Regions from separate parts of the Homo sapiens genome. Here region 1 is linked to region 2. The links are chromatin contacts, found by Hi-C or POLR2A ChIA-PET in ENCODE. All regions are on one chromosome and are shown on one strand. The core of a region is the stretch at or near the end of the contact, and the rest is flanking DNA. Distances in the headings are between cores, read along the strand shown. Region 1 has its middle 13 kb from the start of NPBWR2. Region 2 holds the start of HELZ2 (helicase with zinc finger 2).

The links. Hi-C counts contacts between places; a loop is a spot of excess contacts on that map. ChIA-PET counts read pairs that join two places held with the same protein, here RNA polymerase II (POLR2A). Pooled maps may share reads with other maps.
Region 1: a pooled map shows a loop between it and region 2 (4-fold over the local background). The contact joins the enhancer-like site here to the promoter of HELZ2 in region 2. A Hi-C loop is called at or near these places in 1 of 168 maps with a recorded cell type or tissue (mammary epithelial cell) and 6 of 50 pooled maps. POLR2A ChIA-PET finds 5 or more read pairs at or near these places in 1 of 52 experiments (SK-N-SH).

Annotation. Positions count from the first base shown.
Region 1 is chr20:64,118,253-64,122,198 of GRCh38, reverse strand. No RefSeq gene overlaps it. Among named protein-coding and RNA genes, the nearest start is that of NPBWR2, 13 kb to the right of the region's middle. RefSeq lists enhancers at 1,489-1,783, 1,452-1,951. Within about 2 kb of position 1,623, at least 2 of the 41 ENCODE cell types and tissues checked have a DNase peak (open chromatin) inside an H3K27ac peak, as active enhancers do.
Region 2 is chr20:63,571,597-63,576,077 of GRCh38, reverse strand. It overlaps HELZ2 (helicase with zinc finger 2), which reads left to right and starts at 1,839. Exons shown (of 20, transcript NM_001037335.2): 1 at 1,839-1,894; 2 at 2,857-3,970. The coding sequence starts at 3,693. RefSeq lists silencers at 220-405, 1,515-1,794, 2,435-2,494 and an enhancer at 1,003-1,730.

The DNA.
Region 1 (3,946 bases), core at 374-2,873, 550 kb before region 2:
CTCCTGACCTCAAGTGATCCACCCACCTCAGCCTCCCCAGGAGCTGAGAACTCTGGCAGGGAGACTCTGTGGTGTAGGAACCCCAGGTCTCCAGCCATGTCTGAAAAACAGTGTTAACCCACGGCTTCACCCCAGCTTTGAAACACCTGGGTGTTCTTCAGAAATACCTGCTATAGTTTGGACGTTTGTCCCCGAACCTCATGTTGAAATTTAATCCCCGATGTTGGAGGCGGGGCCTGGTGGGAGGTGTTCGGGTCATAGGGAAGGATCCAGAATGAATGGTTTAGTGCCCTCCTCATGGTGATGAGTGAGTTCTTGCTCTATTAGTTCCCACACGAGCTGGTTGTTTTAAAAAAATCCTGGCATCGCCCCTCTCTCTCGCCTCTTCTCTTACCATGAGACACCTCCCGCCATGAGTGCACGCTCCCTGAGGCCTCCCCAGAAGCAGGTGCCGGCACCGTGCTTCCCGTACACCCTGCAGAACCGTGAGCCAAACAAACCTCTTTTCTTTATAATGGCCCAGCCTCTATCCTTCTCCTCACCTAGGAAAAAGAAAAAGAAATTACCCAGCCTCAGATATTCCTTCATAGCAACACAAAACTAGGACAACACTGGTGCCCAGGCCCCAGCCCAGACCAAGCACATCAGAGCCTGGGCATGGGGGTGGAACCAGCTCCAGTGAGCTCCTGAAGTCCCCAGGGGATTCTGTGCACATCCAGGGTGGAGAACTTGGCCGTAGACAGTCCAGACAAAAATATTCTTTATACGATTAGCACAGAGTTGTTGTTTAAACTCAGTGGTAAGAACAGAACACAAGAGTTTTAACAGGAGTCATAGTTTTCACCATTAAGAATCTTTACCTACTATTGGAATCCAGGTACACACATTTACCCTGGGGTTTAATTTGCTGTGTAAAATTGACTTGGTTCTTTTACAAATTGCTGGCAAGTTGAGGTTGGGGCCACCACAAAACAAGTCTCTAGCAAGACAAAGAGCATAGTTGTGTGTTTGGGTCTCTCCACACCAGAATGGAGCTCCTTGTGGGCAGAGGCTGGCTTGCCCCTTGTCTTAGTCTGTTTCCTGCTGCTTATAACAGAAACTGGGTAATTTAAAAGAAACAAAATGTATTTCTTACAGTTCTGCGGGCTGGGAAGTCCAAGGTCAATGGGCCACATCTGGTGAGGTTTTCTTGCTGGTGGGAACCCCAGAGTCCCAAGGCAGTGCAGGGCGTCGCATGGTGAGGGGCTGAGCGTGCTGGCTCAGGTCTCTCTCTTCTTATAAAGCTACTAGCCCCACTCCTATGATAACCCATTAATCTATAAATAAATTAATCTATTCATGAGGGCAGAGCTCTTGTGACCCAATCACCTCTTAAAGGCCCCACCTCTCAATACTGCCACATTGGGGATTAAATTCCAACTTGAGTTTTGGAGGTGACAAATATTCAAACCACAGCATCCTTAAATCATCAGAGACTGGCCTGCCTGCCCCCATGTCCACTCGAAAATGAATGCCGCGCAAGCCCCCACCCCCACCCTACTGAATGGTCCCTTTTCCTCTGCAGCAGTTCTCGGAACTGGCCACTGGGGGTCAGGGTTGGTCCGCGTCGCACAGAACCTGGCTCAGCCAGGAGCCACAGGAAGGACCCTGTTCCTCTACCCCAGCCAAGGGAAAACGGCGGCCCCTCTGTGGTTCAGCAGAGCTAGTCCAGGAACAGTGGGGCTTCAAAGTGCTTCCCCTCCATGGCAGAGCCAGCGCTGGCCTGCTGGTCTCCCAATTCTTTGCCCAGGCTAAGAAGGGCGCACACACACACACACACACACACACACACACACACACTCTCTCTCTCTCTCTCTCTCTCTCTCTCTCTACCTCCGGGAAGTTCTCCCTGCCTGTGGCTTGCAGCTTGCTGCCGCTCACCAGCCTCCCGTCCTACTCACAGCTGACTTGAGGTCAGTGCTCCCTCCAAGCATCCACCTGAGCTGCCCAGGCCCAAGGCCGAAACCCCAGACCAGGTCCAGAGCAGCACGGGCAGGTGGGACCTCAGATGGGGCTGGCCCAACACGTGCAAGCCTCCAGCCTGAGGCAGGAAAATTACGATCCCCATTTGACAAGTGAGGAGACAGAGGCTCAGAGAGGTTGGGTAACTCACCCTGGGCCACACAGCAAGGAAAAAGCCAGTCCCAGACCTGTACTCCTGACCTCCACCTGGTCTGCTCCCCTCAGGAGACTATCTAGGCCACAGTGGCACCCTTGACTGGCCTGAGTTGGGAGCACAGGTCCACAGGGCTCTTTACCCGGTTCCACGGCAACAGTCCCCAGGCCACATACCTATGAGCACAGTTTGGACAGTGGAGCAGTCTCTGGCCCGACCACAGGCAGCACCCCAGGAACTCCACGTGCCTTCGGGGTGCACTCAAGTGGGTGGGGAAGAGGGGCCTAGAGCTCCACCTCAGCCTCCTTTGTCCTGAGTGAGCAGGGCCCCACTCACCTCCCCGAGCAGCCAGAGATGTGACGGAGCCTCTGTGGGCAGAAAACATCTCCCAGGTGATAAGCAGCAGGTATGAGGTCTCCCTGGTGAGAGTGTGAGCTCCCCACATTCAACACTGCCGGAGCCCTGAGAGGAAGCCACAGGCTCTGGGAAGCTCCGTGCGGAAGCTGAGTGCCCTGTTGCTCCACGGTTAGCAAGCACGCTCCAGGGAAACTCCATCAGAGCCTCCTGTTCCCATCTGCTAGATGGGATGACAGTAGTACTGCCCCTGGCCATTGTGGAGACAAAATGAAACACGGATGTATCTTTAGCTGTCAGCACCCGGCACATAGGAGGCATTCAGAACCAGAGACAGACCAGGAGGAGGCTCAGATCCCAGGAGTCGGCAAAGGTGGAGATGGAAGGAAGTGAGGTGGGATGGGGCCCAGCCATGCTGGAGGAACTGGGGCTGTCTTCTGGCTGAGCCCAGGCCTGCCCCCCTCCCGACATCAGGGTGCCCTCATGCCCCACACAGCTTTGCCCAGGCCCTCCCCACCACATCAGGGTGCCCTCATGCCCCGCACAGCTTTGCCCAGACACCCCCCCCCACATCAGGGTGCCCTCATGCCCCGCACAGCTTTGCCCAGACACCCCCCCAACATCAGGGTGCCCTCATGCTCCGCACAGCTTTGCCCAGACACCCCCCCCAACATCAGGGTGCCCTCATGCCCCGCACAGCTTTGCCCAGGCCCCCCCGCCACATCAGGGTGCCCTCATGCCCTGCACAGCTTTGCCCAGACACCCCCCACCATATCAGGGTGCCCTCATGACCCGCGCAGCTTTGCCCAGACACCCCCCCCCAACATCAGGGTGCCCTCATGCCCCGCGCAGCTTTGCCCAGACACCCCCCCCAACATCAGGGTGCCCTCATGCCCCGCACAGCTTCGCCCACGCCCCCCCCCGCCACATCAGGGTGCCCTCATGCCCCGCGCAGCTTTGCCCAGACACCCCCCCCAACATCAGGGTACCCTCATGCCCCGCACAGCTTTGCCCAGACACCCCCCCCACATCAGGGTGCCCTCATGCCCCGCACAGCTTTGCCCAGACCCCCCCACATCAGGGTGCCCTCATGCCCCGCACAGCTTTGCCCAGACACCCCCCCCACATCAGGGTGCCCTCATGCCCCGCACAGCTTTGCCCAGACCCCCCAACATCAGGGTGCCCTCATGCCCCGCACAGCTTTGCCCAGACACCCCCCCCAACATCAGGGTACCCTCATGCCCCGCACAGCTTTGCCCAGACACCCCCCCCCACATCAGGGTGCCCTCATGCCCCGCACAGCTTTGCCCAGACACCCCCCCAACATCAGGGTGACCTCATGCCCCGCACAGCTTTGCCCAGACACCCCCCCCAACATCAGGGTGCCCTCATGCCCCGCACAGCTTTGCCCCGACACCCCCCCCACATCAGGGTGTC
Region 2 (4,481 bases), core at 590-3,089:
CGTGAGCCAGTGCGCCTGGCCGAGAGCCAATCTTTCATCCCACCCCAGACTCCTGAGTGTGACTCTATTTCTGGACTCTCTGTTCTGCCTTGGAACTGTGTGTCCACACCGGGTTCAGTGGCTTTGCAGTGTGTTATGTGTTTAGTAAGTCATGCCAGCACCCGCTGGGAATCCTTTTTAGTCATCATCCTGGGCTGGGTGTTGGGATTCAAGCCTGTAATCTAATCCCGGCACTCAAGGAGGCCGAGGTGGGGGGTTTGCTTGAGCCCAGGAGTTCAAGAGCAGCCTGGGCAACATTGAGAAACCCCATCTCTGAAAAACATAGAAAAAACTCCAAAATAGTTAACTGTGGTGGTGTGCACCTGTACTGTGGTGGTGTGTGCCTGTAGTCCCAGCGACTCAGGAGGCTGAGGGGGGAAGACTGTCTGAGCCAGAGGTCGAGGCTGCAGTGAACTGTGATTGCATCACTGCACTCCCGCCGGGGCAATGGAAGGAGACTCAGTCTCAAAAAAAAAAAAAGCCCTGTCCAGCCTTTCTTGGTGATGTGATGCTTTTCCAAATGGACTTGAAAGTCAGTGTGTCCACCATGCGACTGCAGGTTAGTTTAGGAGGAACTCACGTCTTTGTGTGGTGTTGAGCCTCTCCATCCAGGAACACAGCGTTCCACACAAATTCTCCCAGCGTTCCACGCACATGGACCCTGCTCAGCGCCCGGCCCCTGGGGCTGCTATTGTCGAGGGCCTGCCCTCTCCCAGGAGCTCCAACGTGATTGGTCTGCGGAGAGGCTCCCTGGTGGTTGACGGCCCACCCAGCCGACCTCCCGAGGTCGCTGTGAGCCCCCAGCCTGGCCCTCCCCACGAGGTGCTGGCCTTGGGTGGCAGCCTTGCTTCCTTGTTTCAGGGGCAGCATCACTGTCCGTTATCTACTGCTGCAGAACAGATCGCCCCAAAGCTCAGGGGCTTAAAACAACACAGATGTTTATTTTATTTATTTATTTGTTTTGAGATGGAGTCTTGCTCTGTTGCCCAGGCTGGAGTGCAGTGGCGCAATCTTGGCGCACTGCAACCTCCACTTCCTTGGTTCAAGCAATGCTTCTGCCTCAGCCTCCCGAGTAACTGGGACTACAGGCGCCCGCCCCCACCCCTGGCTAATGGGACGTTTATTTTAAACATAGACATCTAACAGCTGGGCGTGGTCTAGGTGGGAGGGTTAGGCCTGGGGTCTCCCTGAGATGGCAGTAAGGCTGGGGCTGGGACTCGAGCTGCAAGTGGGCTGGAGGCCTCAGCTCCTCTATGGGGCCTCCCCACAGGGCTGCTGAGGGCCCAGAGCCAGTCCAGAGAGCCAAGAGCCAGGCGTGCTGACTCTGGGACCCGGCGGCCACTTAGCCATTCCTGCCATATCCTGGTTGGTGACAGAAGGGACTTGGGGTCCCAGCAGCACCAGGGCCACGGGCAGGTCCTGCCTGTCAGGGGACCCAGGCTTCCAGGTCAGCTGTGCCTGGATTTCTCCAGGGGCTGATGGTGGAGTCACCAGACCATCCTGCCGTCCAGGGCCGGGCAGGGTCTCACCCCTTCCGCCTGGCACATCATCGGGGCGTCTCTGGTGTGTGAAGGGCTGGACGGGGCGTGGGGCCCTGGAGGGGTGCGGGAAAGGACCCCCACCCCCAGCCGCCTCCGCCTTCGACGGCGCTGGCCCTTCAGGGAGGGGCGTCCTCTGCTCGCTGGCGCTTCCCGAGGTTCCCTCGCAGCGGGGGCCGAGCTGTCGCTGGAGGCGGGGCAGGGCGGGGCGGGGCGGGGGGCGGTGAGGTAATTTCCGCGATCAGCGTCAGTGCCCGGGCCAGAATCGAAACTGAGAGCTCCTGGGCAGGCTCGGCAGGGCAGGCAGCTCCAGGAGGGTGAGCGCGGGGGTCCCAGGGCGGAGGGGCGGGGGCGCGGGGGTCCAGGGGCGGCTCCAGGAGGGTGAGCGCGGGGGTCCCAGGGTGGCGGGGCCGGGGGCGGAGGGGGGGGTCCGGGAGGGTGAGTGCAGCCGGGGGCGCGGAGTCCCGGGAGCCACAGACCCAGCCCGGGGCAGTGCAGCCCGTCCAGGACCAGCACCCTCCGCAGCAAGACCCAGCGCTGTGGTCTCTGCACCCACTGGAGCGCAGGATTTTGGGGTCTCGGCTCCCGTCCTTTCTGGATGGCAGACTCGGATGTTTTCTCAGAGGGGTCCGCGGGGAGTGCCGGGTTCTCATACTGAAGTCTGCCTCCAGTCTGTTGCTTTTAAACTTACTCTTCTTGTAGCATCCCAGCTGCGGTGGGGACCCGGGGACCCATCTCTTCCTGGCACCCTGAGCTCTGGTGGGCACTGTACCCTCCTCTCCGTGAGGCCCCTCCCCAGGTGCAGATGTGGAGTCCTCTTTTCCTGGGGGCCAGTGGTCATTCAATAGAAAAGGAGGTGCTGTGTCCTTAGAAGAGTCAGGAGCCTGAGGCCCTGGGGTGCACAGGACCCCTGGCTGGGGCAGAGGGGTGCGGCCTCCTGGGGGCGGCACTGTGCCAAGGGCTCTGCCCCCTCCAGGGCTCCACAAGCAGTCACCTTGGCTCCTTCTAGGTGGGGCCTGAGACCCTTCAGGAGGGAGGGTCTGGCTGTGTCCGGGTCAGTGAGCCCTGTACTCCCTGACAGGACACAGCTACTGCCAAGGCCTCCACTTGGGCGTCAGGGTGGGGAGAGTCCCAACTCCTTGCTTGGTGGAGAGGCCTCTGCTTGGGCATCAGGATAGGCAGATCCCCAGCTCCTTGCCTGGTGGAGAGGCCGTGCTTCTGAGCTGGGCCTGGACCAGATGTCCTCTGGCCTCAGTCTCACCTGCTCCTTCTGTCGCAGGCTTCGAACCGTGGCCAACAGTTCCAGTGGACTGCGTGGACCCGTGAGCTCAGGAGCCTCAGACGCCTCCCTGGAGAGCCAAGCTGGTGTTCGAGGTGGCGCCTCCAGGGTCCACCCTGCTGCCCAACAGCCCCGCGGCCACCAGAGGGCCGTCCCTGGCCCGGCTGTGTGCCCTGGTGGACCTGTGTCTGGGCTGCTCCCGCTGCACCCAGCGGCTCAATGAAAGCACCTACGTCCTCCGTAGGGTGGAGCATGACTGCTCCCGCGAGATCCTGCTGGCCCGCTTTAAGCAGGCCACCAAGAGCAAGGTCTGGCGCGTGGTGGGCTGCCGGCCCACCTTCCCAAGGCCCCTGTGCTACCAAGTCTGCCACTACTACAGCCCTGGGCTCGGCTGCCGGCGCCACCGAAACCGGTGCACCTTTGCCCGCAGTCGCGAGGAGGCCCTGGTCTGGACCTTCGAGCGTCAGCACAACCTCCAGCGCCTATGGCTGAAGGCGGAGGTGCAGGGCAGCGGGGCCCAGGGAGGGGCAGGCCGGGCGGCCGACGCCATCCTTACGGAGTTTGGCGGCCGCTTCGAGCTGCTTTGCTCCCTCTGCTTCAGGCGCTGTCCCCCATGCATCTGTCGCGTGGACCCCCAGGGGCAGTGCCCTGAGCACGGAGCCTGCCCCTCCCTCCTGGCCCACGTGAGCGCCGAGGGCCGCCGCAAGCAACAGTTTGTGGTGGTGAGGCCGCGGCCCCGGGCCGGCCAGCCTCCTGCCTACTGCAGGTTTGTGGGGCGTGGGCAGCCGTGCTGGCGTGGGGAGTCCCGCTGCCAGTTTGCACACAGCGCCGTGGAGATGGCTGTGTGGGAGGCCGAGCAGCTGGGTGGCCTCCAGCGGGGGGACCTGCTCACACCCCCTGCCCCTGATGGCGACGGGCGCACGGCCCCCCTTGGCCAGCCCCCTGGGGCCCAGCTGTACTGCCCGGCCTGCTTGGTCACCTGCCACTCTCAGGAGGCCTTCGAGAACCACTGCGCATCCTCGGAGCACGCACAGATGGTGGCCTTCGACCAGGCCCTGCCCTGGGAGCACCGTTCCCCACCCCCGGGACTCTCCAAGTTCGAGCTCTGCCCAAAGTAAGGATACTCGAGGCAGGAGCTTGGAGTAGGGCAGGAGCCCACCATAGGCAGAACCAGAGGTTCCCAGGAGCTTGGAGTGGGGCAGGAGCCCACCACAGGCAGAGCCAGAGGCTCCCAGGAGCTTGGAGTAGGGCAGGAGCCCACCGTAGGCAGAGCCAGAGGCTCCCAGGAGCTTGGAGTAGCGCAGGAGCCCACCACAGGCAGAGCCAGAGGCTCCCAGGAGCTTGGAGCAGGGCAGGAGCCCACCGTAGGCAGAGCCAGAGGTTCCCAGGAGCTTGGAGTGGGGCAGGAGCCCACCGTAGGCAGAGCCAGAGGCTCCCAGGAGCTTGGAGCGGGGCAGGAGCCCACCACAGGCAGAGCCAGAGGCTCCCAGGAGCTTGGAGCGGGGCAGGAGCCCACCGTAGGCAGAGCCAGAGGTTCCCAGGAGCTTGGAGCGGGGCAGGAGCCCACTGTAGGCAGAGCCAGAGACTCCCAGGAGCTTGGAGCGGGGCAGGAGCCCACCACAGGC